3 separate regions of the Homo sapiens genome follow, and all the other regions are linked to region 2. The links are chromatin loops, found by intact Hi-C in ENCODE. Cell type or tissue: GM12878. All regions are shown on one strand. Links, peaks and the distances in the headings refer to the core of each region. The heading gives the core; the rest is flanking DNA. Region 1 overlaps HIVEP3 (HIVEP zinc finger 3). Region 2 has its middle 37 kb from the start of HIVEP3. Region 3 has its middle 87 kb from the start of HIVEP3.

Region 1 (10,666 bases), core at 1,390-9,389, 85 kb after region 2:
CTGTTTTGCAGCCCTTCAGGCCAGAGGCCGTGGCCAGGAGCAGGATGGATGGGGAGCTGGAGGGGAGCCATGGGAGTCAGTGTGTATCCTAGCAAACAGCACTCTCCAAGCGGGACAGTTCCCAGGCACCATCTACAAAGACAGGGTACAGGGGAGCCTCAAGGGCAGGGCTGGGGCTGAGAGCAGTAGAGCCTTAAAGGCTGAGGACAGGGGATGGTGCTGGAGCCCTGAAGGAAGGCGCTGCATTGCAGGCAGCAGCCAGGACCTTCGGGAGCAGCCCAAGCCAGGCTGGTATTCTGGCTCTCCCTCTCTTGCAGGGCAGAAGCCTATTTGCTGTTCTCTCCCCCGCTCCATCCCTCCCTGTGACCTGCCAAGGTTGTTCATTGATGTGGTCCTTCCAAGTGAGCCCTGGGCAGAGACAAGTGGCGAGGGCGGAAGGCAGATCTGGTGGGAGAAAGGACAGAGCCAGCACCAAGGCCAGCCCAAGTTGTGTGTGAGCAGCTGGGAGGATGCAAGCCCTTTTCCTGAGGTGGACACACTGGAGAAGGGAAAGGTAGCTGGGGAGGAGAATCCTTTCCTCAGGGACTGGCACTTGGAGACCGCTAACTAAATCCCTCAGGGCCTCTGTTTGTTTGTTTGCTTATTGTCTGTAAAATCAGCCATGGGACTGAGTGACTCCACAGTTCCTTCCAGCTGTTTTCTAATAGAATCCTATTGAGGGCTTACTTTCTGTACCGTGGAGTCTCTCTTTATCTTCTAGAATCCAGTCCTCCTCACCCGCTGCTCAGATACTGAAACAGAGAGGCCACGGTGAGGGAGGTGGTGGTGAGTTTGGTGGTGGCTTTCTGCAAGGGCAGGAAAGCGTTTGGCAGCTGCCCTGCTGCTGAAGTCCACATTTCGAACCTTAGACACTGTGAATCTCCTAGAATACTGTCTCTGAAGCCCCAGGTGGTAGACATACCAGGCCCAGGAAGAGGAAGACTTTTCTCTTGACAGGTTTATGTGCTAGCCAGCTAAGCCTAACTCAAGCAGAATTCTCCAAATGAAAGGAAATCAGTGGGCAATCTTCATGCCTTTATTTTGCTTTCCAGACGAACATGAACATCCCAAGTGAAATCCCAGCAAGTAAATGCATTTCCTCTCCCCTCTCTTGGCTCCTTTTAAAAACCCAGTGAATAAGAATAAAAAATGCAAATAGGCACTTCTGTGATCTAGTTCATTTCAATGATAAGGGAACTTTAAGGCAGTTAACTATATTTCTGATTGCTTTCTAAGACAAGAAGGAATGGTTTCAGTGAAGCCAAGGGAAGTCTGCTCTACACAGGAGTCATTATGAACTCAGGTGGGTGAGAGATGGCTGTGCTGGCCCAGCAGACACTGGGGATACTGCCCCTTCCTGGAGCAGAGTTGACAGTGTGGAGGAGAAGGGAAGCGAGGGTGGGAAGGAGGGCCTGCAGCTTCTTCCTGACCCCAGAATGAAGCAAGTACAAGGCTGCCTGGGCCAGTTGCTTTGAGAAGCTTCTCCACCTTCTGGGAGAGGGGTTCCTTATTTCCCCTAGACCCCATGGTTTGGTCTCTTGAATCCCACTCTTGAATTCACTTTAAAGCTTCAAAGCTCTGGGATTCTCTGATATGAGGAATTCTAATCCTCCTCCTTCCCTCTGTCCTTTTTTCCCTCCTTCTTCCTTTCTGAAGGTAGTGAGGTATTCTGGAAGAGAGTTAAAGAGAATTGATTCTCCCTCAGAAACCAAGATAAAGCCAGTGTGAAAAACACAAGTCAGCGAGAATACAGAAAACCTAAATTTATCTAATTTCAGCTTAGTGTCTTGGGAAGTTATCTCATGTAAAAGTATCATTACCTCTGAAATAATGTAGATCAGTGGTTGTTTTGTAAACATATAGGTTTTTGTAGTTTCCATACTAATTATATGACATGACATTAAATGATGCTTGTCCTGGCCTTAGCTGAGGCCCAAAGCTGAGAACAGTGGGTGCCGGGATCCCCCAAATTCTAAAAGGACATGCTAGGTTATCGGTGCCTGGGCCAGCTGAGTGCATGTCCCCGGGGCCTAGTGGTACCCCCAAGTCCTGTCTCTCCTAGAAAATTCTGCTGGCAACAGGTTAATCAGGACTACCTCTGAAGGCAGATGAAGAGAGGAGCACCGAAGGGGCTGCACGTCCACTGAAGGTGGGGTGAAGGTGGCCATTTTCCTGTGGGTGAAGTAAACACCAGGGGAGGCATCTGGCTAGAGCAGTCCTGAGCAGACCCTGCCTGGGAAGCCGCCTGCCAGCCCCTTCAGCAAAGCAGCCCCCATGTGCTTTCAGATGCACTACATTTTCTTTCGTCTCGTTTCCTCTTTTCCTTATAAAATCCAGTAAGTCCTTTAATAGTAAATCAGTTGATCATTTCTGTTATTCAGGATAAATCTGGCATTTTCCTAGAAAGTTAAACATGCACAGCATATGACCCAGTGATTTTACTCCTAGGTATTTACTCAAGAGAAGTGAACACATATGTTGGTGGAAGACTTGTACGTGGATGTTCATAAGAGCTTTATTCAAAACAGTCCAAGACTAAAAGCAGCCCAAATACCCATCAACTGGGGAATGGATAAGCAACTTGCAGTCCACCCAAATAGATATTATTCAGTAATAAAAAGGAACAAACTACCGACACATGCAAAAACATGCATGGATTTTCAAAGCATTAGACTGAAAGAAGCCAGATATCAACAAGTATATATATATTGTACAATTCCATTTACATGAAATCCTAGAATAGGCAAAACTAATCTATAGGGGGAATGTCAAAACTATGGTTGCCTTGGGGTGGGATAGAGGGAGATAAGAGCAGGGATTAACCGAGAAAGAGTGTGTTAAAGCAAACTGCATATGGCCTGAGAAGGACTCCGTACTTCTATATTTGAGTTCTTGTGGATGAATTGCAACCTAGCTTAATAGGTAGACAAGATTTAGGAGTATGTGCCTGTAACAATAGCTGGGTCTTGGCCAATCCCTGTGGCCATACTTCAACCATTTATAAACTGCTAAGTGTTCAAACTGTGTTCAAATAAGGCAAATGCCAACTTGTAACCAATCCCGCCACTCTGTACCTCACTTCCGTTTTCTGTACTATGTCATTTCCCTTTCTTTTGTCTGTAAATCTTCTTCCACCACATGGCTGCATTGGAGTCTTTGTGAACCTGCTGTGATTCTGGGGGCTGCCTGATTTGCGAGTCATTCATTTCTCAATTAAACTCCTTTAAATTTAATTCGGCTGAAGTTTTTCTTTTATCAAGGATGAGGGAACTTTCTGGCATTATGGAAGTTTTTATATCTTGATTAGGGTAGTGGTTACTTGGGTATATACATTTGTCAAAACCCACTGTTCACTTGAAATGGTTGCATTTTACTGTATATAAATTATACCTCAATACAACTTATTTTTATAAGGAAAACTAACATATAAAATAAAAGTTTTCTTTAAAAAATGACTCAGTATAAAGAGATCTGGTGGTCTTGGGCTCATCAATGTGGCCAAGGTTTTGCATTATCAGCAGCTGAGGATTTTGAGCTTCTTGACGTAGCCCTATTCTTGTCTTTTATCTACGGGTTCCTGTTAACTCATTGAAGGTTGTTCTATGAAATCATTGATAAGACATTTGAACTGATTTAATTGTCGAGTAACGCACAGATTCTTGGATAATGTTTCACGTAGATAGTGAAATTATCCTGCTATCTGGTTATTTCAGCAGATCAACCTGATCCCACCCTCTGTGGAAACATGTTCATCATCTTATTCATTACCAGGAGAATTCTGAATCTACATTTTCATTGTTCACTTACTGTTTAAAGATCTCAGAGATAATTGTGTATAATTAATTTCAGTTCCATGAAGCAACTCCTGTTCACTTCTGCATTTTATTCTTCTGGGGCTAGCACATATGCTAGATAATATACTTTAGAATATGCAGGGGTTTTTTTTTTTTTAGCTTTAAATGGTATTCATTGTAAATTAACACAGTGAACATTTTCTAAGCTTTAAATGCATGTTCGTCATTGTGCTGGGCACTGTGGGGTGTATAAAATCAAATCCCAGACTCCAGTCCTGGAGAAACCTTGAGGGTTTGTTTGACCTGGCCCTTAATTTCAGATGGATAAGGCATCATCACCTCTATAGGTAAAGCAGTAAGTCTGGAAGTTGGAGTAGATAACCCATCCAGCCACCTGCCTTTGAATTACTTCATTTTGTAATAGGAAATCTTGGAGATTTGGTCTGAGTGGTTTGTGAATTTAGTGACAGTATGTCCAAGTCCTTGGTTTTAACCCATCTTGTTCCCATTCTTCCAGAAAATAAAAACAACTGACATTTAGTGAGTACTTAGCACGTGCCAGGCACTGTTCTAAGCAGTTCACGTGTCGTAATCCATTTACTTGTTAATGAAATTATCTGAAGCTGATATTCTTATTCTCAATTTACAGATTTGAAAACTGGAAGACAGAGAGGTTAAGTTGCTTGCCCAGAGTCACATAGCTGGTCAGTGGAGGGGTCAAGACCCTAACCCAGATAGCCTGACTCTATCCACACTCCCCTCAGCGATGACCCTATGCTGCTTCTGCCAGTCCCAGGATAACACCTGCAGGTTCTGTCCTCTCAGGGAGAGTAACTTTCTTCCTGTTGTCTTACATCTTATTGTTTTCACTTACTAGTAGATTAATAAATAAAACAATTTCGTTTGTTAAATTTAAAAGTCATATTGATTGTAACATCAATTATCCCTGTGTAAAGTAGACAGCAGGGTGCATTTTGGAATTTTAGAATATGAATGGAGCTTTCAAATGCTTTAATTCATTCATTTGTACGTTCACCCGGCCAGTATGGACAGGATGCCTACCATGTTGCACGTACTGTGTCAGGCGCTGGGAATGAAATGACAAATCAGATACAATCTCTGTCCTTTTGGAACTGACAGTTTAGGGAGGGTGACAGACAGTAAATCAGTATTGTGTGTGTGATTATTTAATTGCAACGTTGAAAAGAGAGAGTGATAAGTCGAATGTGACTCATACTAGGGGGTCAGTAATCACTTGTTGAATGGATGACTCAGTGAATGAGTGAATGAGTCACCCAATCTAGTGCTGGGGGGCTTTTTTTGGGGAAGTGATATTTCAGCTAAGGTCTGAGGCATGAGCAGGGATCAGCCAGATGAGGATGGTGGGGTGGGGAGGGACCGTCACCCCTGCAGCACCTTCCCTTCTTGGAGTCATAGGGGCACTATGTTTGGGATGTCAGCAGTCCCAGGGTCCTTGTCTCAGGACTGACACTTGAGAAAAGCCTCCTCTTTTAGTCAGACGCACTCACATTCTGCTCCGTTTCAAATCTGTTTAGACATTGTTTAGGCCATCTCTTTATTGTTTGTCCTCCAAACGTGTTACTTGTAAGATTTGTTCCTTAATAATTTATATTTTTATAATGTCAGGGGCCAATATGTTTCAAGAGGAACACATTTCAATGTCATGATGAAAGCTAATGGGAGAAGGCTTTTGTTCTACAAAAATTTTCTTTATTTTTTCAACTTTATTGAGGTTATAATTGATATTAAAAAACTGTACAGATTTAATGTGTACAGTCTAATGAGTTGGGACATATGCTTACACCCATGATGCTGTCACCACAGGCAAGGTAATACACATATCCGTCACCTGCAAGAGTTTCTGTGTGTCCCTTTGTTTCTCATTTTGTTTTTTTCAAAAATTTACTTTATAGGATTATAGAACACATGTGCTCCTTAAAGAAAAACACTGTGCAGGGAGATAACAGTCATCAAACATGGAAACCTTTGAGTTGAATGTGAGTTTCGTACTTTGGTGTCTCACGTATGGCTTCATCAGTCTTTGCTGTGTCCTTGGCATCTGATCTCAGATGTAGCTGCGTCAGGCTCTGTCATCTCCTCACTGGGCACTGACTGGTCTGGGGCCTCCATGGCATGTGCTCTTCTCACACTGAGTGGGGTTTCCGTTTGTCTCTTGGGGAAAGGAAGGCAGTCACCTTTAGTTTGCATCTCTTAAGGGCAGTTGATATCCAGGGCAGGTGAATTCTCTTAGCTTTTTTGATCCCTTGCTTGTGACACACAGATTTCTCCGTGTGAGGGGGTGACCTCCTTAAGAGCGTTGTCTTTATTAATGAGCATTGTCTTTAGTAATGAGCATTAGCCTAGAATGGAACTGTCCCAAAATCCTCAACAAGCAGGTCGATGGGAGAGCCATCACCTGTTTTATTCTACTGACATAAGTAGCCTATAGGGTGTAGACATGAACAGGAAGGAGGCTGGATGCTAGGGAAAAAATACATCCACAGAAACCATTGCTTTGAACCCCACCTTTGCTGGGAACAAGCCTTCTGATCTCAGGCAAATCATTTCACATTCTGAACTGTTGCTTCCTCACTTACAAAAGGGGAGAAATTCCTATTTATTGAGCAATTAATGTGCACAGTCATTATGCTTTAGGTGTCTGTTTTGTTTTAATTGTTCACTTAAGCCTTACAACAGTCTTACGAAATAAGTGTTAGTATCCCCAATTAACAGATGGTAAAGCTAAGGCCTAGTGTACTTGGTACCATGTCCAGAATCAGACCACCTATAGATGGCAGTGTCAGGATTTGAAACCCAGACCTCTGCTGAGCAAGCCCATGCTTTCTCTTTCCTTGCTGTGCTCATGGGAGGGTGGTTGTGGTGAGTGCGGGAGAGCCACGCACAGGTGTGCTCTAAACCATAAAGCAATCGTTTGTTGTTTTCCCCTGAGATAATTGACTAGTTCAGTTGGAATATGAGTTTGTTGTTATTGCTTTAGGGTTGAATATAAACAAAAAATTGGAGACTAGTGTCTCCAGGGGTGTATCTGTTTTCAGTGTCTTATCGGTTCATCTGGCTACTAAGGCGGGGGAGGAGGGGACTTAAGAGCAAGAGACTTATTTGCATAAAAGTATCCAAGTGCAAATTGATACACAGTGTCATGACAGTGCCACCATCTCTCACCCATCAGCAGGGCATCCTGTCCCCATGCATTCTCCAAATATTTGTATATTTGTAGAGCACCTACCCAAGGCTGACACTGGGCCCTGGAGTGTAACACTGAAGTCAGACTCTATTTGACAGAGCTTATATTTGAGTGAGAAAAACAAGACCAAAAAAAAAAAAACCCCCACAAACTATTATATAACTACTGATGGTGTTCATGGCTAAGAGGAAAAGCAGGGTAGGAAGGAGGCCAGTGTGGCTGGAGTTAGTATCAGCTAGGGGAAAGAGGAGGCACTGAGGCCAGCCAGGTGGCCATGCGGGCCAGTTGGGGCTCAGCAGGTCAGTGATAGGACCTGGATGACCATGGTGGGTGGCTTTCACTGCTCAGAGACATTGGCTTTTATTTTGAGTGAGATGGAAAGCCTCTGGGAGCTTTTGGAAGGGGAGGGGGGAGGGCAGAGATCGAAGCAGGGAGTCCAGATGGGAGGCTGTGGCTGTGTTCTAGGTGATAGCATTGGAGGGGTGGGAAGTGATTGGATCCAGGCTCTGCCTTCAGATAGAACTGACAGGATTTACCTTGGTCTCCCTGCCCTGAACCTACACAGGAGGCGTGGGAGGAAGAACCCAAGTTAGGCCATTTACCAGATGGCACCTCGTAGTGGAGAGATGGTGGACAAGGTCGCATGAGTATGGGCAGGTGAGACCTTGAGGTGAGGCCAGCAGGGCCTTGTGCTTCCAAGGTTAAGCACGAGGGAGACAGAATCACTCATGATCCATGCAGCATATTTTCTCATTGAAATGCCTGCAGCAAGAAGGCCATCCTGCGGCCTAGTACAGGTGCCACGTGCAGCTGGAATGAGTCTGGAGGAGTCAGGCTAGAGAGGGAAGGTGGGGAGGGGCTGCTTGGTGAGGCCTCAGCATCTTCCTCTAGGAGGGGGTCTGCAAACTGCAGCCTGCTTGTGAGCCAAATTTGCCTGCCGCCTGTTTTTATATGGCACCTCAAACTAAGGATGATTCTTACATTTCTAAAGAGTTGTAAAATAAAAACATCAAAGAAGATGGTCCATAACCCTTTCTGGCCCTTTATAGAAAAAGCTTGCCAATGCCTGCTGTAGGCACATGATGGCCAGGACAAGGAAGCCCCATCCACCTCATTTCATGCCACTCCTGGAGAGTCTCGGAGGCTGGCCCTGAGCTAGAAATGCCCACTGCAGAACAGCTCTCTACCTGGAGTTCCTGCTGGAGTGTCCCCTCTCTAAGAGGGAGAGTGCCCAATAGCCACTGGAAGCTTGAGTGATGATTGGAAAGACTGGCCCTGGCTCTCCATCATGGTGGTGGTGAGGATGCAGAGGAATGACAGAATCATATATTTTGCAAGCTTTAAAGATGTCTGTTTTGCCTGTTATGCCTGAAATACTCAGAAGTCCCTCTTTCTGTCATAGGTATCCTGACGTTGAGTGTCCTTAAGACACAGTCAAGGTTTAAGTCAGGACATGGGCATTGAGCTGGGACATTAGCATCTTGTCCAGATTTTTCAGTGATCTGTAAATGACCTTTAGCATGCCAGGAGCTCCCTGTGCTCTGCAGCTGCTGACTGTACCGGGGTGATTTGCTTGAGGAAAAGACTAGGCTCATGCTCCTTTGAGTGCCTGATGGTCGGATGTGTTCCTTGGGGAAAATACCCAAGGTCAGAAACTGAGCCAAGAGAAGGCTGATTTGGAGAAGAGGAGGAGGTAGCTGGGGAAGAGAAAGGAACGGAACTGGGAAAGGACAGAGGTTACCTTTTTAAACCAACCTGACCTTCTGCTCCTGGCAAGCAGGCTTGGTCCTGGGTCCAGATCCAGTGAGTCCCACAGGGAGCAGCCAGGTCCACTGTGAATCCTTGGCAAGCAGCCTGCCCTAGAAAGTGGAGTGCACTGCATAGAGGCCCAGGAGTCAGTACAGGCAGTGGCCTGGCCTGGGGCCGACCCTGAGCTGCAGGTCACCCTAACCTGTTTGCCTTCCCTCTCTGGCTAGAGAGAAGAGAATCTTTGGCTCTTGAAGGTTGCTAATGCAGCAGCTGCAGTGGTTTCCACCATGCATCCCCTGTCCCTGAAGCTGGGGTGGAGGACCAGCCTCTGAGGAGTGGTGGCCTGGGGAAAGGGGCTAGAGCCTGACCCCTCCCTGCAGATGTGTCCATCCCCATCTCTCAGTCCCAAGGCAGCTGCACCCCCCACTTTGACCACTGCTGGTGTAAAGGGTGCTGAAGATTCCTGAGAGTCCACTGTGGATCTGCCTGGTGTGAGGAAGCTGGCCTCGGCTGGATAGTTATCCGTCTCTCTGTTTTGTTAATGGACAGTAGGGCCCAGTTGCCAGCTGCCATCACAGCAGCGGGGAGAGAAGGCACAGAAGGCCTCAGATTTCGATGCTCCCTTCTACCATAAAAGCCTTGTTAGTTTATTTGTCAAGTCTTTGGGACCTATTTATGAGCTCAAAGCTCCGTGTTATGTGGTTTTTTTTCCTTTTTGCCAAATCCCAAAGCTACGTGTAATGGACAGATAGTGTTAACCTTGGTATTAGCTCATAGTTAAAGCTGTTGCACTTTGTCCTCCTTCTTGCTATTGCTGTAAATTTTAACTTTTAAGACTTTTAAAAAATAACAGCAAATATAAGTTCCTATAAACTCTTGAGTCTACACCTACCTAGGAATTCACAAGCTGTATTCCAATCTAGAGTTCCCTGGTCATTTCTTACTTTGCTTCAAAATAATTCTCATCTCTGCAGAGCTCATCCAGTTTCCCCACATTATTTCCAGTGGAGGACCCAGCACTCAGAGACGCCCTTCTTTAAAGGTAACCAGAGGAAACAGCGATAATGCCAGGACCCAAGAGTGTGTCTGTGTCTTCCATCAGCCTGCAGTGTGGGATGTGACAGCTCCCCAGAGCATATTCTGAGGGGAGGGGCTAGATGACAGGGGTGGCTGTACTTCTGTGAGACCTCAGGATTCATGGATTCAGCCCCAGCTGCCCCTGCTATCACCGCCAGAGGTGGCAAATGGCATTTGACAGGTGGGCTGCACAGTGGGTCCAGCTCATTGGTGATGCCCCTTGGTAGGACCAGATCTCCTGTCTGTCCCATCTGATCCTTATTGCTCCTAATCTTTGTTTAGCCCCAGCTGCTGTTGTGGCTGTGACTATTATAAAAGATGGCGTGAACGATGATATGAGGAAGGGCTTTAATTTTGCTGGCTACCAAGGAGAGAGTGAATAAAAAAAATAGATCCAAGTGTCTACATTGAGAAGATGTTTGAGTTAACCACCTAATGGGGTCAAGTCCAATGATGGGATGGTTTGTGTACTTTATGACAAGCTCCTTCACCCTTGCTGTTTAACTGTCCCAGCCTCAAAAACTGGCAGGAAGCACAGTGCTCTCATTAATCTCTGCAAGACCTCCCTGGGAAACCAGATTAAGGAGCTCTGTGAAGAGAATCTGCTTATCAACATACTGATGAATGGGCTGGGTCAAGGGTGAGAGTCAGAGGCAGCCAGCGCTGAAGCGTAACCCCCTTGGATTAGAGTGGGTCGTTCTGTCTTTATGCCTATGTTAGCTGCTAAAGCAATTTGCAATCTGGACCTGATGCTCCTTTGATAGTCTTTCTTATCCAGAGT
Region 2 (10,666 bases), core at 1,650-9,649:
CTCAAACTCTCATATGCCTTTAGCACTTCGTATGGGGCTGTAAACACTGTGGGCGTGCAAAAGTGGATCCTGCTTGGGCACCTAGAAACAGGGCCTAGATGGGAAGCTTGTGCAAGATGTTTATTAAGGGATTGCTCTTAGGAAAAACCTCCAACAGAGGGAGAAAGCAGTATAGGACAGAGAAGAAACTAGGAAAAAATGTGGTTTTAGAAGAAGTCTGGCTTCAGTGTAATCCTTCGAGGAGCTCTAGAGTGTGAGATGTGCCATACAGGTTGTCCTGTCTTGAGGCAAGGGAGTTGAACTCTTATTCCCCTGTATCAGTCTGTCACAAGTGACACTTGGGGGAGGAGTGGGGAGCATATACTTCTCAGATGTCTCTAGTTAAGGCAACTGTTGCCTCTGCTACCAGCTACTGCTTGTACCATTAAGAACCACTTGTTTCTCATTGTAAGCTTACTCTATCTTCTGATAACTTCTGCAGGATTCTTCTTGGTCAGAATTTTTGGGTTATTGGGACAAACTACCGTCTCCATGGTTGCAGTTGGTCCTGAGGCCATACTAATACTCATCATCTTCCTTGTCTGCTACCCTTTCTAGATTCTTCTTTCTTGGCTAGCACTTCTGGCTAACCAATGTGGCTAGTGTGGTGGACTTTCTGGCCCAACTTTCATCCTGAGGGGGTCTGAGCCCCTGGTTTCCATTCCCTTATCAGGCTGTTGTTGTTGTACTTGCCAGTTTATGAGTTAAAACTGGTTATTGAAGTACCAGGAGATACCCTAGTGGGTCACCCGTCATATGTATCACATCATACCTATTCCTTCCTGCTCCCATTAGGTAGCAGTCTCTCTACTTCCTCATATTGATCATGGTCATACCCCCTTGCCAGTAAGACAACTCAGTTTTTTTGCCTACTCTTAGAATGAAGAGCCTAAAGCAACCTGGAGGTAGCAGCTATAACTTAATTTTAGCAAAAACTGTGTTCCTTGGTGGACACATCTCTAGCCCCGTGGAGCATAAGGTACTACATGTAGGAAGTGCAAATTCCACAAGGGACACTGGGAGTAATAAAGAGTGGGGTCACTCCTGCTTTGTCCCCCAGCCTTAGTTCCCAGACCTATGCATTCTGTTTCTTGGGAACCAGCCCCATATTATGGCTTTGGTTTAAAGTATATGCTACTTCCCGAAGGGCAGTGCCTCACCTGTACAGGGTGTTATGTCCAAGCTTGCCCCTTAACTATGCTTTTAAGAGGTTGTTCCAATGCTCGATCAGGCCAGCAGCATCTGGATGGTGTGGTAAGTAGCAGGAGCAGTGGATCACATGGTCATGTGTTCCTGTGCACTTTCTTTGCTGTAAGGTGGATTTCTTTGTCTGAAGTGAATTTATGCAGGATCAGACTCTCAGCTATAGCAGTCAGTTGGAGTCCTTGGATAGTAGTGGTGGCTGAGACCTGCAGGCAAGAAAAATAAATCTATACCTGGAATATTTGCCAATTCTAATCACGATAAAATATTGTCCTTTTCAGGGTGGGAGTAAATCAACTTGTCACCATCAAGCCAGTTGGTCTCCTCTAAGGATGGTGCCATCTCAGGGTCTCAGAATTGGCTTTTGTGGCTAGCGGTTTGAATGTTTAGCAGCATCAGGAGCTAGATCATCTTCAGAATTCAGGAGCTCCTGCTGTTGGGCCTGTGGGTAGCGTCTATCTCTGTCATCATGGCTGCTCCATTCATGAGCCATTGCATAAGCCCTGGATAGCCAAGGACAGAGGCCGGCTGAAGTCTCCTGTCCAGTGGTAGTTAAGCACCTCTTCCATCATCAGTGCTCACTGGTTGGCCTTAACACACAACACAGAGCTCATGTCACTTGGTGCCCACTCCCACAGGTCCAGCCACATGCCCTTGGACAGACTTCCATTTCCTCAGTCTTCTAATCTAGTTTTACCCAAGCCCCTGACCCACCATCCAAGCCTTGCACGACTGTCCATGAGTCTGTATACATCTGTCTTTACCACGGGCCACTTTTCTCTTCATGCAAAGTGGGTGAACAGTCCTGCTTCCTGAAGCTTTGCCCATTGGGAGGCAAGCTGACCTATCTGTGAGCCAAGCCAAGCCTTGGGATTTTTCCTTTTCTGTCATCCAGGAATGGGCCATAGTTGTGATCTAGGAGGGAAGAAGGGTTGCTGCAACAGTGGTGAGTGACATAGTGGGGGTGGGCCTGGTCATCTGCCCCTGCAGCTTGTGACCCCCGGCCCTGCTCATGTGAAACCTGGGGTGTACCTCTTCTACTTTATGAGGATTGTTGCTGGGCCTTCTTGACCTTATGACTTGCTGGATCTGACTGTACTTAGTTCAAGATTTACAGCTCTGCCCATATGGTCACTTGCTGTTTCATGTTCAGATGTTCAGTTTTCACCAAGTTTCAATAACTACCAGGAGCTGTTTTCAGAATGGTGTATAATCCTTTACTTACAATGGCATTGTCTCGCTCCTGAACCCTCAGGGTCTGCACTACTGGAGCATGCCCAAGGCACCACACAGCACCTTCATTCACCACAGCTGCCATTAGTGCCTTGAGATGTGCCTGGTCACGTGGCCCAAATGGCAAGGCTGCTTGTATTGCAGCCGGGAGCTGCCGCAGCTCTTTCTTGCCCTGGGTGCCACTCAAAATGGGCAGTCTTTTCTGCTACCCATTTTATAGATGAGACGTTTTGTGTTTAGAGAGATTGAATAACTTTTCAAAGTCTCAGAGCTAGTTCATAGTGGTTTGGGAGTCCATATATGCCAAACTCTGCTTCTCCACATTGCCTCTTCTACACTTTCAGGCCTATTTCCAGGATATCTATGAATAGAAGGAAAACTCACCTGTGGTTGATTGCATGTGGGTGAATTGGCTTGCCCTTGAAATGCCAGATGTAGATCAGTTTTAGCTTTTCAAAATAGCCTCTGACTCAGGTAACTGCATTGTTCAAGGACGGGAGCTGGTGCCATGTCCTACCCTGACTCAGGGAGTGATTCAGACTGAGAGTTGGCTAAATCTAGAAGGATTTTTGGATTGCATTATAACCTTTTAGGTATTCATCTTATCCTTTAGCTAAGAATAGATCTGGACCATGAACAAGCCCTTCTGAAATCATCCTCCTCCACTAGAGTTCTGAGCTTTCTTTCCATGTCCAATCTAGACAGTAGGGATCACTGCACGTTGAACTTTCCTCGTTCTTTCTTCTGCCCAGTTTGTCCTTGCATGATGATGTTCTCCCAGATGCTTTTATAGAGCATAAAGGGCATGATTGGCTCAGAAAGGTTAATTTTCTTGCCTAAGCTATTTATGTGGAAGCCAGGACTTAACCCCAAGTGGTTCAGCTCCACTGTGTTAGACTAGGGCTGTGCTCAATAGTTTTCTATTTACTGACAGCTATTGATGAGAAACTAACCCCTACTTGTTTAGCAGTGTCTTAGAGAATTATGACTTTGGGGGAATTGTATCAGGATGAGTATAGTAACAGTTTTGGATTTTATTCTACTTTATTTGATAAAATGAAGTTTTATTTGTATAAAGATTATTCTGGCAAAACTTTTAGTTTTTTTGGGACTCTGGACAGTTCTTTTAACTTTTGTTTATAGTGGCTTACAGATTAGTGGGAGGTAGACTTTAAGAAAGTATAGTAAAAATATAAATTACTGCCTTGGTGCTATTGAGTAAGGATGAAAAATAAATCACTGAGCCCTTTCATGCTAATATAATTCATTTCATATATTAATTTCACTTCCAAATATATGCATACATATATTTACAAAATAAACATATAGTTTTGACTAAAAGAAAATTTTAGGCTCCTTCTCACCCATCCTAAGGTCTTTTAGACCACCCAAGCAATTCACTTCTTGTCCACTCTGAGCATAGACAAAGGAGTTTGGAGGATTTATTTAAATGAGCAAGATCTGAAAGTGAGAGCACCTTCCAACTCCTTCTCCTCCATGGTTCATATTGTAGCTTCAATAATTTGCTCCCAGCGCTGTTCAAAAACCATATAAGCTTATATTCAAACAAAATTAAAAATGGATTTCAAACTTCATACCTAACTTGGGCTCCTGTCTCTTTTTATTTTCATCGCTGCTTCTCCACATTGCTGAAGTGATTGCCTCTGTATTCCAGGAGGAAAGAGAGGGTAATCTTGGCCCTCTTCAAGCATCAACACAAGCATGGAAATAAGACAATAAATCCTAATACTTAGACCATGTGATATTTGGGATGAAGTTGTACTGCTGCTCCATTAGCATGGCTGATCTGAACTGGCTTTAGTTACAGAAATTCTTGGAATAGATTCCTAGGTGGAAAGTGCTTTCTGTGGCTGGTGCTCTACAGAGATCCTGACCTAGGGAGTATTGTTTTTCTTGCTTAGGATCAGCCTCCATTTCTCCTAAGAACTCACAGCACCCTGGACCGTTTCATACACGAAACAGATAATGGGCCTCAAGTTTGCATGCAGACTTTCTGTTAACTACAACAGCCCCATCTCCAGTGTGTGCTTATGTTCCTTAGTTTCTCTGCCTGTCAGGCCTCAACAGATGCAAAATATTTCTGAGTTTGGGCTAAAGAGTGAAAATCCAGTATGATGCTGTCGTTGCTTTTTCCCTTCTCCTGACTGTTATAATTTGCTATAAGAAACGTCCAAACCAAGAAGTAGTTGACATTAGACACTTGTGGTGTTAGCACCAGAGGAGGTAATGACTCCCTGGGGAATTCAGCCTTCACTGTTCTTCACCTTCCGCTGGAAGTGAGTCCCGGCTACAAGCCTAAATCATTCAGGAGTGAAAGGAGAGGTCCCAGCTCGCCTCTCTATCTTTTGACTGTAGAAGAGTTCCAGATTTTTCCTTCAATTTCCAGATCTTCCCCAGAAATAACTTAAGTCCCGGAGGCCCTTTTCTAAGCAACCTAACCCGTGAGTCATTCCTGTGCTCCCTGTCTCCCACAATGATTGTATTCCTCTGTCCATTCACAATTTTAATTATGCCTCTGCTCAATGGGCTTCCCTTCTGGTTAACTTCTCCGGGTAACTCATTAAACCTCTGAGTCACACGTTCATTATTAAAGAAAGGACAAAAATGAGAGAACAAAAAGGAACTGTGCCCCAGGAGAAACTTAGGGGTGGATTACTGTGGTTAAGTGTAGCTGAGTAGCTGGAGGCCTTAGTTGCCTCTTCTCCCCTTTCAGGATGTGCCCTGCATGGCAGGATGCATCACAGGACTTAATACGGTGAGGTCATTGTTGTGGTTGGTTTTAATATGAGGGGTTTTTTTTTGTGTGCTGTTGTAGGACACAGTTTGCAATTCTGGTGAAAGTACTTTCCTCCTATTTAACTATGCCCTCTAAACTTAGGTGGTCTCATAACAATGATGGAGCTACTAATTAAAAAGAATTCCAGTCTTCACTTGTGCCTCTGAAAGAACATAGGAGGGAACCAATTCATAACCCACAGAGACACTTCTTAATATTCCCTTTCTTTTTTCCATCACAATTTTTCTAAAACGGCTCCCACCCCACCCCTACCCAGTCTACCAAGCAATTTCTTTCCTTCCTTACCTCTTTCCCAAGATAAGTTACTTTATTTCTTTCACCCTTGGATCTCCCTGTTGTAAAATGGGTTTCATTGTAGTACCTGGCTGATATGTTGTTGTGAAGATTAACTGAGATAAAACATGTAAATACTACCAACAGAGTGCATGGAACATTGAAAATGCTCCTAACAATTAGATGTTATAATTTTCAATTCAGCCTCCCCAGCCTCAATTTTGATCTTCTCAGTGGAAACACTAGAGAAAAAAAAAAAAAACCTGGAAGCTGAGAAAATGGTTCCTAAAGAATAATAACAATGGATATCATTTACCGAGTGTGACTCACGTCCCAAGCTTGTGGAACCATTTCTGTGCATTATCTTTAATCCTGACCACAACGCTGAGAGATAGATAGATACTATTATTACCCCTATTTCACAAATGAGGAGACTCGGACTAAGAGCGATGAAGCAACCTGCCCTGGGCCACAGCCTGTAGGCAGAGGAGCTGGAGTTCAGACCCTGGCCTGACTGACTTCCAAGTTCATGGTTTAATGGCTCTGCAGAAAGCTGCAAGGCAGTGGTGCAGCCAGCATCAGAAAGGCCAGTGTTCTCTGTGTGGGTTTTGACTCACAATGGCCATGACCCCCTGCTCAGAGACATAGGGCCTTGATGACGACTGGCCTGTCCTTGCAAACAGCTGCCAGGTTGGAGCCAGACCCCGCAGGGTGGGGTGAAACCACCTGGCCTGTGCCAAGGTGAAGTCTCTGAAGGCCTCCTTGGTTTTCAATGAGAGACAGAGAGAAATGTGTTTTTTTCTGCAAAGGTTGGCATTTATTTCTTAATAATCCGTTTTTAAAAATGTATGTGGCCTCCCTAATCAGCAAAACAAAGGCTTACTGTCCTTTTATGCATGCTAGAAAGTACTAATGAGTTCTTGGGGGTTTATCACTGACTCTGGAACAGAAGTAGAAGCCAGTATATCTGGAGTCAGTAAAAACAGGTTTTGCCAAGGTACTTCAGCTGCAAGGGAACCTTTAAATATTCCACACATCCAGCGCTGCATCTGTCCTGGGGAATTTGAGGATGAGCTGATGCCCTGCATAGGATGCCTGGTGCACACTCTTCTATTCCATGTCCTGGAACCTTGCGGGTGGGCCCTGCGCAGTCCTTTTAGATGTGTCACCTCGGGTGGTCTGCCATCTGAGGGTCTTCTCTCTGGGTAGAGAACCAGTTACACAACTCAGTTTCCCCAAAGGCCAGAATGGAATACTGAGCTTTGCACTAAGTGTAAGGGCCAATATGTTCTGGGTTCTGAAGAGTTAGCAGAAAAAAGGGCTGCTGCAGCCTTGGGTACTGTGATTGATGCCTGTTTTTTTGTGCAAACAAAAGTCAAATACCATTATTATTAGTGGCAATTCATTGGTATTCCTCTTCTTTGTCCTCTTCTTCTCCTTCTCCCTCTCTTGCATCTCCTTCCTTCTTCCTCTCATTATCCCAATTTTCCTCCTTGGTTTCTTTTAACAATAAAAGTATGTAGAGCAAGAGAGTATGTCGGGAAGATTTGGCAGATCATTCACTCATTCATTCATGTACTCATTCATTCATTTCTCAGACATTTATAAAGCACTTACTCCAAACTGAGCATGGGGTGGGGCTACAAATTCAAGTAAGAAATCTTTCTTATGGGATGTGCACAGTCTAGGAGGGAAGAGGCAGACATCTGACAATTACAAGAAGTAACATGTTCTGAGGACTCATTATGTACCTGGCATTGTGCTAAGTTACCCTTTAACCAGATCATCTCATTTAATCCTCATAGAAACACTCTGAGAAGAGTTTTAGCATTTTATCCTCTTATACATGAGGCTGAGGCAAAGACAGATTAAGTAATTGGCCCAAGGTCACACAGCTAGCAGGCCACAGATCTGACTTGAACCCAGGCAGTCTGACTCCAGAGTCAGTATTATTAACAGCTCTGCCGCTGCCTCCCTCATAATCACAGCACACAGTGACAAGTGTCACACAAGTGGGATCCAGCAGAAGTGAAATTTGAACCTAGTCTTGAAAAGTGAATAGGAGTTTTCAAGGCTGAGGAAGTCAGGAAAGATCATTGCAGGCCTAGGGAACAATGTGAGCAGAGACAGGAACACAGAAGATCCAGTATCCACAGCCCATAACCAGGAGCAGTGTCACGGACCCATGTGTCAAAGTTGGGGACAGGCAGGGGACTAGAGAAGACACCAGAAAAACAGCTGGACAGCTGTGCCTAGACTGCAAAGGGCTTTGAGTCGATTGCTCATGAGAAGGACTTTTGTCCTATAGGCAGTGGAATGACTTGACACCTTCTAAGAAAAGAGGGGAATGATTTGACTTGTATACTAAAAAAGATGATCATCATTTAAAAATAAATGATATTTTATATCACACGATCTTTGGGTGTCAGTAATATGAATAATAGGATTTTTTCCCTTTTGTTACTTTATATATTTTCCAAATTATCTTTAATGAACTTGTCTTGCTTATTTAAATAATGTGCATGTCCTTTACATGCATGTGCATATACACATGTAAAGGGTATATGTGCTGGAAAAGAGAGTTGTGAATTGGTGGCAGTGGAGAGGGAGGAGAGAAGTGGGAAGGGAACTTTCATGAGACTACATAGAAAGCAACTGGGAATGTCAAGGCTTTGGTGAAAGTCAAGGGCTTTGGTTATCAGGGACCAGAAGTAACTTGCTTCTGCTGATCCTTAACCCCACTTGAAGGGCCTCGCAGGCACTACACACTTCACAATGAATGAATGAATGAATGAATGAATGAACAAAAGAAAATGAAAGCAATGTGGTTGGAGAAGAGGGCATAAATTTGAGGAAGATTTTGGAGAGACAACTAGGAATCACATAATGGTGCAGCGAGGATGAGATTTCTACATTAAACATTGAGGAAGTTGATCACCCTCTTATCTGTGATAGAGAATGGGAGGAAATTCATGAAGTGAGAAGCAAGAGATGATGAAGATTTTGATTTTGAATATGTTGACTTAGGGGTTAAATTGATAAAATAAATTTAACTCTCTGTTGCAAAATCCAAATTGGATATAGAAGACAGATGAGCTAGAGAGAATGTATCTTCAGGGAAGATAGCCCTGAAGGAGAGCTGCTGCTTTATGGAAGGGCAAGTGAAATGCAGTTGAAAGCTGCCTTCAGAATCTTCCAGTCCAGTTTCTGCCACCTCCATTGTCAGGGAATGTCTAGTTGTTCACGTAATTTATTTCTAACTACATGTTTTGGTTACTTACTATTTAAATATATTGTATGCACACTGATATGGTTTGGCTGTGTCCCCACCCAAATCTCATCTTGAATTGTACTCCCCACAATCCCCACATGTTGTGGGAGGGACCAAGTGGGAGGTAATTGAATCATGGGGGCAGTTTCCCCCATGCTTTTCTCATGGTAGTGAGTGAGTTCTCATGAGATCTGATGGTTTTATAAGCATCTGGTATTTCCCCTACTGGCACTCATTCTGTCCCCTGCTGCTCTGTGAAGAGGTGCCTTCCACCATGATTGTACGTTTCCTGAGGCCTCCCCAGCCACGTGGAACTGCGAGTCAATTGAAACTCTTTTCTTGATAAATTACCCAGTCTCAGACATTTCTTCATAGCAGCATGAGAACAGACTAATACACACACCAAGTGCACATATAGTAAGTTTACAGTTTGTAGAATTTACATAAAATGAACACTGTTCTCTCATCTCCACCCAGACAAGAAGAGATCACTCCCAATTTCAGCACACCAGAAATCTTATTTGTGCCCTCTCTCAGTCATTGTCTGCCACCCATCAAACATAAACACTATTTAGGCTTATATTGCCATACTCTAATTTTGTCTCGTTTTAATCTTTATATAAATGGGATCATACAGTGTGCTATCTTTTTGGCCTTTTCCCCTAAACATTATGTTATGAACTCTATCACCATGAGTTGGATAGATGCAACTCCATCATAGCTAGAAGTGTAAGCTTGTTTTCCATGTTTTAAATAATTCTTAGAAGGGCATTTCAAATGCCCCCTTCTTCTTTCAGTATTTAATTGCTTTTATGGTCAAAGACTTTAATGTGTCTCACCATACTCTCTAAGTGGCAATACAGAAGCAAAGCTATGTGTTAGAAACGTGGGGATTTCCAGCACAGTCAGGAGCAGAAACTAGGGGATTGCATTCTAATTAGTTTTCTTCCTTAAAGTTCAAATGTGGTTAGAATGGTGACTGACTAGCTCAATATGCCTTCAGTTTCTGGCCAGATATATTACATGTTTAAACAAGAACATATCTCCCTGTTAACAAAGTATCATTTTTACTTATATGGACCAATAAGACCATTTTCTGTAACAGCAACTCAAAGAATTTCAGATGCAAAGTTTTATTTTTTAAATCAATAGTCTTTAAGTTTTTAGGGCAGTATGAGGTTTACAAAATATTGATCTGAAAGTACAGAGAGAGTTCCCACATATCTCTTTGCCCTCTTCACATAGTGTCCCCTATTATTTACATGTTATATTAATGGAGTACAAAATACAAAGTTTTAAAACAAAGTCAGAAGTAAATGCTTCCCAGGTGGCAGTAGCTCACAGCATAGTCATTTTTCCTGTGAGAATAGAGGGGAAGGCATGGATGGGATAGAGCATTCTACTCAGAAGCACAAATGCAATTATTATGGATCCATGCCAATACAAAGCTTTGATTAGAAACAAGCATCAGAATCTTAAAACACCTCTTAAGTTAATCACCAATGTGTTACTCCTGGTTATACAAAGCCCAAGGTGCAAAGTGTTCCCAGGGAAGAAAGTTTCTGTTGGAAATACTCTTGGGGCTGGTGGGGGAGGAGAGCATGGTACCACGTTTTTTTTTGTTTGTTTTGTTTTGTTTTGTTTTGCAGTTGCAAGATTTAATAGAATGAAAACAGAACTCCCATACAAAGGGAGGGGACCCAAAGAGGGTAGCCATTGCCGGCTGGAATGCCTGGGTTTATATCCTGATCATTGTCCCTTCCATTATGCTCTCAGACGATAGATGACTAGCTTTCTTTACCTCCTGTTTTTGCCTAATTAGCATTTTA
Region 3 (10,666 bases), core at 1,369-9,368, 50 kb before region 2:
TCAGAGGAGGGAGACCTTGTTCAGACAGGATCCAAGCTAGGAATTAGCACATATGGAGGACAAGAGTGAGCTTTGAAACAGTGGTCTGGGCTGAGCCTTGGAGGTGGGGTGGGATGAATTAAAGAGCAGGGACATCCCTCCTCTTGGTGGTTAACTGGAAAGATGTCCTTGGGACATTTTGGTTAAGTAGCTCTTTCCTTTCTAAGATGTGTATAGAGCAATTTGAATTCTAAGAATGGTTTTCTGAACTTATGAATGATTTTCTAAGGGACAGCCAAAGGTATGAAGTTGGGGCAAGAAAGCACTGCAAAGTAATATCTGATGTAGACCCAGCAGATAAAAAGGAAATCCTGAGGGTAGAGCCAGAGGGTAGAAAGGAAAGTCATCTCCAGCTAGGAGGGAAATACTTTTAAGTGCCCTACTTTCCTTTGAAGGTGGTGGAGTTCCAGATGTACTTGCTTGCTCCCTACCTGCATGTACCAAAGAGAAGAATCTCTGCACACAAAGGCTAGAGTCAGCCCTCACATTCAGAGCAAATAGACCTGCCTAACTACAAAGGAAACACACATGAACTACCTATACTAATCTACAGTCCTTCAGCAACAAATATAAAGGATCTCCTAAGGACCACCAGACATCTGAGGGAGATCAACAACATAAGAGACAAAGACCAAGATAAACAAACAAGAAGTCACTTGAGAGGATATGGAGATATTAAAAGCAATTCAGAGATTTTTACATAAATAAAACAATGACTCACTGCTATGAAAAACATGTTATTATGGCTGGGCACAGTGGCTCACACCTGTAATCTCAGCACTTTGGGAGACCAATGTAGGAGGACTGCTTGAGGCCAGGAGTTTGAGACCAGCCTGGGCAACATAGTGAGATCCTGTCTGTACCAAAAGAAAAAAAATTAGCCAGGCATGGTGGTATGTGCCTGTAATCCCAGCTACTCAGGAGGCTGAGGCAGTGAGCTATGATGGCACCATGGCACTCCAGCCTGGGCAACAGGTAAGACCCTGTTTTGTTTGTTTGTTTGTTTTTAAAAGGACATGATATATTCCAAATAAGTAAATGAGACAAAATTGAGAAAATCTTTCAGAAACTAGAAAAGGTGGCAAATTTAAGAAATATGTAAAAAGACAATATAATAGTTTGAGAAGGTCCAATATCTGCATAGTATATACAAAAGAAATGAAGAAATAATGGAATAATTTTTCTCTGAGCTAAAGGAAGAATCAAATTCTTCAATCAAAAGGAACCCACTGAGTGCCAAGCAGGATAAATGAGAACAGATCCAGATCAAGACACATTATGATGAATTTCAATACTCTGGGAATGAAGTTACACACTGGCTAAGTAGCTCTTTCCTTTCTAAGATGTGTATAGAGCAATTTGAATTCTAAGAATGGTTTTCCAAACTTATGAATGATTTGCTAAGGGACATCCAAAAGTATGAAATTGGGGCAAGGAAGCAATGCAGAATAATATCTGATGTAGACCCAGCAGACAAAAAGGAAATCCTGTGGGTAGAGCCAGAGGGTAAAAAGGAAAGTCATCTCCCACTAGGAAGGAAATACATTTAAATGCCTTAGTTTCCTTTGAAGGTGGTGGAGTTCCAGATGTACCTGCCTGCTCCCTACCTGTGTGTACCAAAGAGAAGAATAAAAGCTCTCAGCAACAGGGGAAACGACATTATTCACAAAGAAATAGGAAGTAGATTCACATATTACTTCAGTAATCGATACAATAGATACCAGTAGACAATGGCATAATGCTTTCAAAGTTTTAAGGGAAAGTAAACTAATAATTCTATACTCACGTTTTCTGAAATTCAGAGGTCGGGCATCACCAGCGTTGGTAAATTTATCAGCTTAATAATGACAAATAATAACAGGATTCCTGATTCTTCTGTTATTTTGCAGCGTCTCCTTAGCTTGTTGGCTTTGTGCTCAGGCTAGCTCCTCTATGGTGACAAGATATCCACGGTAGTTCTAGGAACCACAGTCAGAAATAACAGTCTGCAGAGGAAAATGGGAATGCCTTTTATTCAGAACTCCTGGAAGACTTATTTACCAAATTTTAACGTGTCTATTCCTAAACCAATCACTGTAAGGGTAATAGGTAGACCACTGCCTGTGGACACACGGACAAGGAGAATACCTGTACAAAGGAAGATGTTATTATGAAAAGTATTGGGGTGGGAGTAGATGAATGTTGTGACAGCCAGTAGTGTCTGCTGTACCAGCCATGTGAACAATTAAGTGTGTGAGTAAAATCAACATTTTCAGACATGTAAGAATTCAGGAAGTTTACTTCCCATATAGCCTTTCCAAAAAAAGAACAACTATTAAAGGATATCTCCAGCCAAACAACAAATGATCAAGAAATGGTTAAAATGTTGGATCCAACAAACTATGATAACCCAGTAGGGCAATGAAAAGAAATCCCAGTATAACAATTGTGGAGCCGATTTAGAAAGCAGCTGCCAACAATCAGAAGAAGCCACAGTGTCTTCAAAGAGAAAGTGATTCCATTACAGAAACTGTGTAGCTGAGAACTAATAATGGCTTTATCGTATGATGCTGCATATGCCTTTCCTTTTCTTTTTTTCTTCTTGGGAACTCTGGGAAAAATACAAAGTCATAATCCACATACAAAGGAAACAAAAATGTGTCTTGGTTCTCAGCAGTTGGTGGAGAGAAGGAACAGAGAGTCCACTTGATCTTCACACTTGAAACATTATTCTTCAAGTGGCACAGATTTCATGTGACAGGATCACATTTTGTTCTTTTGGGTTCAGTCAGACTTCTTGGTTCTGTACATTCCATCATATTTTCAGTGCTGTTTACTAGTTTTTATGTTTTAGAGTCAATTTAAAAACAAAGCATGGAAAATACAATAACAGAATATGATGTAAATTTATCAATCACATTTGGAGTCTAGGAGATGAAGTGGAAGGAATATAGGTGAGTCTTCGTGGGAGGTTTTAAAAGGGATACAGCAAGAAATAAAGATGTAAGTGCATTCGAGTTATGAAGGAATCCATCAGAAGAACTAAAGGGAGAAACAGATATGTTACCTCTAGAGCATGGACTGTCATGGGGGTGGAGTCAGAGTAAGACATCTCTACTCTTCCGTACTCATTTTTTTAAGCAAATGAATGTATTACTTTTGCGATAACCATTTTAGTACAAATATTGGCATATTATGGAGTAGAATACTGAGTAGTAAGCATTGGCACCGACAAAGCTGAGAAGCCCCAGTGGAAGTGCCATGTATTTCTGGTGAACAGTGTGCACTTGCACCTGTGTCAGTGTCTTCTCCCATCACCCAGACGCCTCTGCTGTCATCACAAGCCTCCCCATCACTCACATGTTGCTATCACACTGGAACTCAGCTTTGTCAGAAGACTTGCCCCTAAGTGAGGGTGAAGTTTCAGAGATGGCAAAAAGCCAGTTACCCTTGAAAATCCTTAAATTGCCCATCAAATACTCTACCTGCAGCACTAGAGACTGTGCTGCCTTCAATAAGCTTGGTAAAGCTGGTGTTCCCCCATTCAATTGTTGTTTCTTGCATTCACAAGCCACATGCTACCAAACCAAACTGAACCAACCGAACAAAAATGTCTTAATCTCTAGAATCCCACTCAAGATGTCAAAATGCTCACACTTGAAGAGAACTGCAGTGAGCCTCATGAAGGACTGGGGTATTCACATCCCTACCTCACGGTCACTCGAGGGCATGTGCTTTTGCAATGAAATGGTACATGCAATTGATCAGGCTCTCTCTCTGCTGTGGTGGAGATGGGGGTAAGCAGAGGGCATAGACCCAAGTCCATGTAAGTTGAATACTTGACTGACTCAGCTCTATTGTATTTCATAATTGTGCTTATTACTCAGAAAAACTCAGATTAGGCAGAAGCTTCTGTACACGTGGAAACACATATAGTCCAATGCTGAGAGTACTCATCAGAAGTTAGCCTAAGTTATGCTGCCTTCCTTCCCACTCCCTGCTGTGACCTTTGGTAAATCATAGAACTTCCTCTCTCTCAGTCTCAGTTTATCTTTCTCTAAATAGGAAATAAGTCGATAACATTTGGCTAGTACGGTCATTCTCAAATTGTGATCTAGGGGTCCCTGGGGGTCTCTGAGAAACCCATTCAGGGATCCATGAGGTCAAAAATACTTTTATAATAATACTAAGATGCAATTTGCCTTTTCCATTTTCATTCTCACGGGTGTACAGTGAAGCTTTACAGAGGTCACAGGACCTATGACATTGCAACAAACTTAATGCAGGGGCAGATTTTAGGATCCAGTTGTCTTCTATTAAGCCAGACATTAAAGAGACTCACTAAAGTGTGAAACAGCACCACTCTTTTCACAGTTTTTTTTTTTTTTTTTTGGCTTTGGAAAGTATAGTTATTTTTCATAAAATATGTTACTTATGTTAACATGTAATGAGGTTATTGACAATGAACTAATAAATATTTTAGTAATTTTTGTTTTACTTTCTGATATGGCAAATAATATAGATATTACCCCATAAACAAAGGCTCTTTGGGGTCTGCAGTAATTTTTAAGAATGTAAGGAGGTCCTGAGACCAGAGAGTTTCAGAACCGCTGCTCTGGTGCTTTGCAGTTAGCAGGGTACTTTCCCACACCTTATTTCATTGGTTCCTCTCGTCCCTGTCTCTTTCCTTGTCTCTTTCAGCCTCCCCCCACCCTCCACCCCTCACACCAACACATGCAACACATGCACACTGAAAGACACACCTGTAGTTTTTAGCTTGGTCTTCTGTCATATCTTGGTTTCCAAGTTTTGCTTCATATGGTTTTATCATCTGGAGGAAATGGGGAAGATTGCATGAAAACATCTAGCAATGATCCAACGATCTTTTCTAATGGTCAGCATTCATTTTTAACTTGTCGTGACCTTAAAGCTATCTGTGTAGAACTGTTTTATAGAAAAATATCTGGAACTGGAAATTCCCAGGAAAATCATAAAAAAGAAACTAGTTATGAAAGACTGGAGACCTTACTTCTAAACCACTCTCACTGAACCAGCCAAGAAGAGATTATCAGCTTTTGGCACAATTCTACATTTCTCACTTTAAGCTAGAAGCAAAAGTATTAAATTTTAGTTACCTCTAATAGTTGTGCAATTTTTAAACATGGTTGAAGGCTTTATTTGAAAGAAAGTATTGTCAGATGAGTAGTGCATTCAACTGATAGCAAAGATTTCTACAAGCAGCATCTTCACTAGTGATTCATAGTGCAATTCCAGCAACTTACTCTTTCCTGAATGTTGGTTGCAAAACAAGGTTATCAACCATTCAGATATCTTCAGAAAGATGCAGCATGGGAACCAACACTGGGGTCCTCCATGGGCGATGGAAACTTCTCTCCAGTTTATAAAGGTAGCCCCCCATCGTTTGAGCCTTTACAAAATAAATGAAGGCTGTGCACCCAAAGGTTTATCCTGGAATTTGCCTGACTCATTTATTCATTATATATATCTGTGTAGATATATATACACATAGACATATATATATACACATATGTGTGTATATATATACACATGTGTGTGTCATATATATGTATATGTGCATGTATACATATATATGTATGTGTGCGTGCGTGTGTCTGTGTGTGTACACCTACTATGTGCTGGGCATTACAGACTGCCATGACAGCAACTTGCTTTCCACTTGAGAGACATACAGAAAGCCCTGTACATTAGTAAGTGAATTATATAGATCTTTAGAAGGGCAAAATACTTTGGGAACAGTGAGCAAGGTAAGGGGAATCAGGGATACAGGGTAGCCTTGCTGAGATGATGACATTTAAGCCAAGCCCTGTATGGGGTAGGGTGGAGGGGGCAGTGCTCCCATCAGCGGGAATGGCCAGGGCAAAGTCCCTAAGGTGGAGTGTCCAGGACAGCAAGGAGGCCAGCGTGGGGATTTCCTGTCCCCTCTGAAACAGATATTGACCGTTCGAAGCAAAGGATTTAGAACTAGGCGACAGACATATTTACAGCAAACTCTAATATTTGAAACACATCTGTTAGGAGCTATTTTGCTTACTAAATGAGTTGCTGTAGCAGTCATCAAGATCACAATGGTGACTTGAAACACAGACTGCCAGGCTTCACCCCCAGAGTTTCTAAGTCAGTAGGTCCAGGGTGGAGCTTGAGGATTTGCAGCTCTAATGGGTTCACAGGTGATGCTGCTGCTGCTGCTTTGGTTACCATACTTTGAGAACCACTGCTCAATAGGTGATAGGATTTTCCTAATAGTTCCATGGTGTATTTTTAGGTATAATGTATTGACAACTTGCTTGGGAACATATCTTTATATAAGTAACTTACATTCCTGAAGAGTTCATGTGATCATACAGTATGGAGCTCAAGCGGTCGGCAGTTCTGACCCTTTGCCTTCCAAGCAACCATTCTGGCCCCATGATGCAATAGTAACTCAGAGAGGTTGCAGCTGCCCACGTCACCTAGTTGTTAGGTTTTTGGAAAGACGGTGATATACAAAAGTAATGAAAAAAAGCTCCCCTTTCTTCCTTATTTCTAGAACCACTGGATGTGCAAACATAATTAAATCTTGCTTTTTTATTAAAATAGGGAGGATACATTTTGCCCTTGACTGAGAAAATCAGAAGTCATGAGCCCCTGCTGTCTTTGCCACATATTAAGGCTTAGAATGCCTACAGTGGATGGATGTGGGCTCTACCTGTTTTGAACATGTGTGCTTCTGATTTCTTCCTGAGCTCTCTGATTTGCTTCCTTGATTTGTTTTCCTCTCCTCTTTCCTCCTGGGTCATGCCTGGGGCCTGCTCCACCACCTGGTTGGTGTCCACTTTGCAAAGGCGGACTTGCTGGGAGAGGTGGCAGTGAGGTTGTGTCCTCCTTTCCTTACTTGGCAGTTGCAGTGTGGAGGGGTGACCTACAACATGAGATGCCTTGTCACTCTGCCCGGATTTAGTACCTAACCTGAGACATTTGCATTGATTTGTTCCTTTTTTTGGTGGCAAAATTTGTGAGACAGAAAAACGACACATTTAACAGCAGCTTAATTTAACTAAAAATCTCAAGCTTATGTCTCCCCCAGAGGCATGTCCGAGGTTTTTTCTCTTTACTGTACTCTTGAGGTGACGAGAGTGCCTTTTTTTTTTTTTTGCCCTAAAAAGACATTTGCCTATTGACTTGGCCCCTTTACCTCCCTGCACCTTATAATCCTTGTCAGCAGCACAGGAAATGTGATCCTTCTTTAGAAAGGAGACCTCTGGAGGTTCTTGAACTCAATGGCCTGGTTTGCTGCCAATCTGGGCAGCCTCATGGGAGGGGCATGATTTCAGGATCTGTGCCAGGAAGGAGTGCCTGGGGGACTTGCTCCCAAGGTGGTTTGTCTTCTGTCGCCACTGTTCTCCCTTCTGGCTCTGTCAGTCGACTTCGATGTGCACGGACAAGGACCTCTTTGCTGAGTAAAGGACAGGGTGCTTTGGAAAACAGCTCAGAAACAACAGGGGCTCATTTATATTATGTTTTATTCTTTTGTATGATATTGTTTTTGAGAAGTCAGCTTTTTAGGTGGGGCACGTTGGCTCACGCCTGTAATCCCAGCACTTTGGGAGGCAGAGGAGGGTGGATCACCTGAGGTCAGGAGTTCGAGACCAGCCTGGCCAACATGATGAAACCTCATCTCTACTAAAAATACAAAAATTAGCTGAGCGTGGTGGTGCACACCTGCATTCCCAGCTACTCAGGAGGCTGAGACAAGAAGAATCGCTTGAACCTGGGAGGTGGAGGTTACAGTGAGCCGAGATTGTGCCACTGTACTCCAGCCTGGGCAACAGAGCAAGACTTCATCTCAAAAATTAAAAAAAAAGAAAAAAGAGAAGTCAGCTTTAAATATTAATTTCTAGATATTTAAAAATATTAGTTAGCAGTTAGAACAAAAAAAACCCAGAAATCTCTAAAAGATAATACTGAATGATGCTAATAAACTCACAGTCTCATATTAGGATTTGAATAAATGTATTTCTTGTCCTTACTGTCCAGCTACCATGTGCGGGTAAAATGCCAGAACCCTTTATTCTCAGGACCTTTCCCCCAGTGGAAAGGGGACACCTCTCAAAGCTCCATCTGCTGTATGAGCATGTGGGCAGGGTGGGAGGGGGAACCTGGAGCCAGAATGATGTCTGGATGTTTCCCTTTTGGGCTACTGACTTGTACAGGAGAGTGGAACCCCAGGGGTCCATCTGACTGGCCCTTGGAGGCAGTTCCCATATCTGGAGTCCCCTAAGCCATGGCAGGCCCCACTGGATCTGCTGATGGAATTGGCTGGGGCCTGGCATCTATATCTTAAAAGCACCCCTGAGTGATTCTAAGGGGCAGCCAAGGTTGAGAACAAAGTGTTCATGGGGAACCCTACTACCTTTGAGTCTGGTTTTTGAAGATCTCTGTCAGAGCCAGTCCTGATCTTTCCTGGCACCTGGACAGGTACAGGGATTTCCCAGCAACCGAGGTGTCATGTGGGCAGATGGGTGAAACTCCCTGAGTGGTGTTGTTTGCACTCTTTCGCGACTGACACAGCCAGCAGGAGTCTGTGTCTGTGAGAGGCCAGGGAAGGTGAGAAGGTCCTGCCCGTTCCCTTGGTTGCTGGGCCATCTGGGTCCCTGTCACTGGGGCCTCTGTTCTGAAGGTATCTGCTGATAGAAGCTGCAGTGGGTGGCAGAGGAGGAGGAGGTAATTTGGTCCCATCTTGGTATGATGTCCTCTGCGTCAGCGAGTCATTGTCAGACAGTTGCTAATTGTCACATTGTGTGTCTGATGATTCTCCTTTATTTTATTTTATTATTTTATTTTTTAAAAATAAAGACCTACCGTTTCTAAAGAGAACTGGCAGTCAATCAGAAAAGTGTGAGTTAAAAGCTTGTGGAAAGGGGGATTTGGGGCTACTTTTAGTGATTACAGGCAGGGGCATTGGTGCCCACCAATCAGAACAAGTGCAGGACATATGCTGGAATGGGGGCTTGGGTGTCCCCTGCCAGGCCCGGGCTACCCCCCAGTTGATGGATCATGGGGAATGTTTGGGGTTCCTGAGAGTGGGGTCAGGGCAGGGTGGGGGTAGTGGTGAGATACCCCGGAGACTTAGGCAGTGACTGTTTATCAAGTAGTACAAAATATTTCAATATTTTACCAAGCAGTATGTCTGTACAGGTGTATACCATCTAGATACCAGGGCTGCTTGTAAAAGATGCCAAAAATTCTGATTAACCTCAGCTTAAGTGTGTGATGAGCCAGGCTTGGTGGAAGATACTGTGGGTGCATAGCTGTGCCTGTCTCATCATTGCTGTGTCTTCGGGGCCCAGCCCAGGGTCTGGTACATAGTAGGTAATCAATAAATACTTGATCCTTGAATCTAGTCTTTCAGCTCTTATGGCTCTCCTAAGGAAAATTAAAGGAACACTATTGAGCATGACAATGTAGCAGACACTGTATCAGGCACTGTGTAGTGAGGTTATCTCCAGACACCAGGCTGCCTTTATGGGCACAGCATCTGTGGAAAAGGAGAGGATATTTTCATGCCAGTAGAGTGTGATGAGTCTTTAACCTGGATTTGTTAAACCAGACTGCTCACACCCTCCATAGACAATGTTGGGGCTACGCGGACAGACTTATGCTTCTGAGCTGACAGTTCAGTGTCTAGGTTATGTTACTAATATTATATCTGCTTATTTATTCTGTTGCAGACTCTTCTTTTTCAGTGTGTCCCTTTTTTCCTGTTCCCTTGCTCACCATTTTTACATTATGACCTATCTGGAGTAGAGGTTCTGTGTCTAACCTTGGGGTAAAGAGCACAGACTCTGGATCAGACCACCTGGATTCAAATCTTAAATGTGGTGTGACCTCTCTGTGCTCTGGCGTCTTCAGCCATAAATGGAAATAATAGTAGGTCATGCTTCATGGGGTTGTTGCAAGTATTACTATATGTAACGCACTTAGAATAGTGCCTGGCACATCCTCAGTGCCATATGGATGCTTGTTCCATTTATGATCTAATTTTAAATGACCAGATTTCAAATATGCTAATGTAAGACACAAGAGCTAAAACAGGTGACTCTTATTACTAGGGGAGGAGCTGGGGAGCGATTGGTTGCTCTGCTTCTCTATTTTAAAATTCAATAGAGTCTTCCATTTTGAGTATTGGGAGAAAAATCTTTGTCAGGAGGGTTTTTGGGTGCTGATTTGAAAGTGTCTTTAGTATATTTCTCATCATTGTATATTGCAGGAGAACTGTCATCCATCTGCAGTGCTTCCCAAGTAACTGTCTGGGGCTTATGGTGATGTATCCCCACTGCTGAGATGGAAGGGAGTCCTCAGATACCTGGCAGATCAACTGTGCTAGTTATAGCTGTCATGTACTGAGCATACTCTCCCATCCTCCTCTTTCTCCTTTGGGAACCTGCTCCTCTACTTCATGTGATCTTGGTGGGGCTGTCCATGAAGGTGACTTGTGCCTCCTCCTGCCCTTGCACATGGGCAGTGACCTGCAGTGGGCCAGCTGTAGTATTACATTCCTCCATTTACAGTGGCTGGTTTAGGGAAGGGCAATTTGTCCAATCTGGGCTACAAAGGTGCCCCCTGGGGG

The links. Peaks named below come from ENCODE experiments on the same cell type or tissue, not always from the same donor. Only the 100,000 strongest peaks of a DNase experiment are listed, where the experiment ranks them.
Region 1: a loop joins it to region 2, with 8 times the contacts of the local background. A loop is called at or near these places in 3 of 110 quality-filtered maps.
Region 3: it touches region 2 in a loop (2.6-fold over the local background); 2 of 110 quality-filtered maps call a loop at or near these places.

The regions. Positions count from the first base shown.
Region 1 is chr1:41,864,732-41,875,397 of GRCh38, reverse strand. All of the region lies in intron 1 of HIVEP3 (HIVEP zinc finger 3), which reads left to right. Among named protein-coding and RNA genes, the nearest start is that of HIVEP3, 49 kb to the left of the region's middle. RefSeq lists a silencer at 4,999-5,078. In GM12878, for the core only: a CTCF peak has its summit at 6,656 (motif pointing right); a DNase peak (open chromatin) is centred at 6,750; H3K27ac peaks cover 947 bases.
Region 2 is chr1:41,950,127-41,960,792 of GRCh38, reverse strand. It overlaps a transcript of HIVEP3 not described here. Among named protein-coding and RNA genes, the nearest start is that of HIVEP3, 37 kb to the right of the region's middle. In GM12878, for the core only: no CTCF peak of the experiment used is centred there; a DNase peak (open chromatin) is centred at 5,142; H3K27ac peaks cover 3,401 bases.
Region 3 is chr1:42,000,312-42,010,977 of GRCh38, reverse strand. It overlaps a transcript of HIVEP3 not described here. Among named protein-coding and RNA genes, the nearest start is that of HIVEP3, 87 kb to the right of the region's middle. RefSeq lists an enhancer at 8,490-8,569. In GM12878, for the core only: no CTCF peak of the experiment used is centred there; a DNase peak (open chromatin) is centred at 4,730; H3K4me3 peaks cover 645 bases; H3K27ac peaks cover 3,550 bases.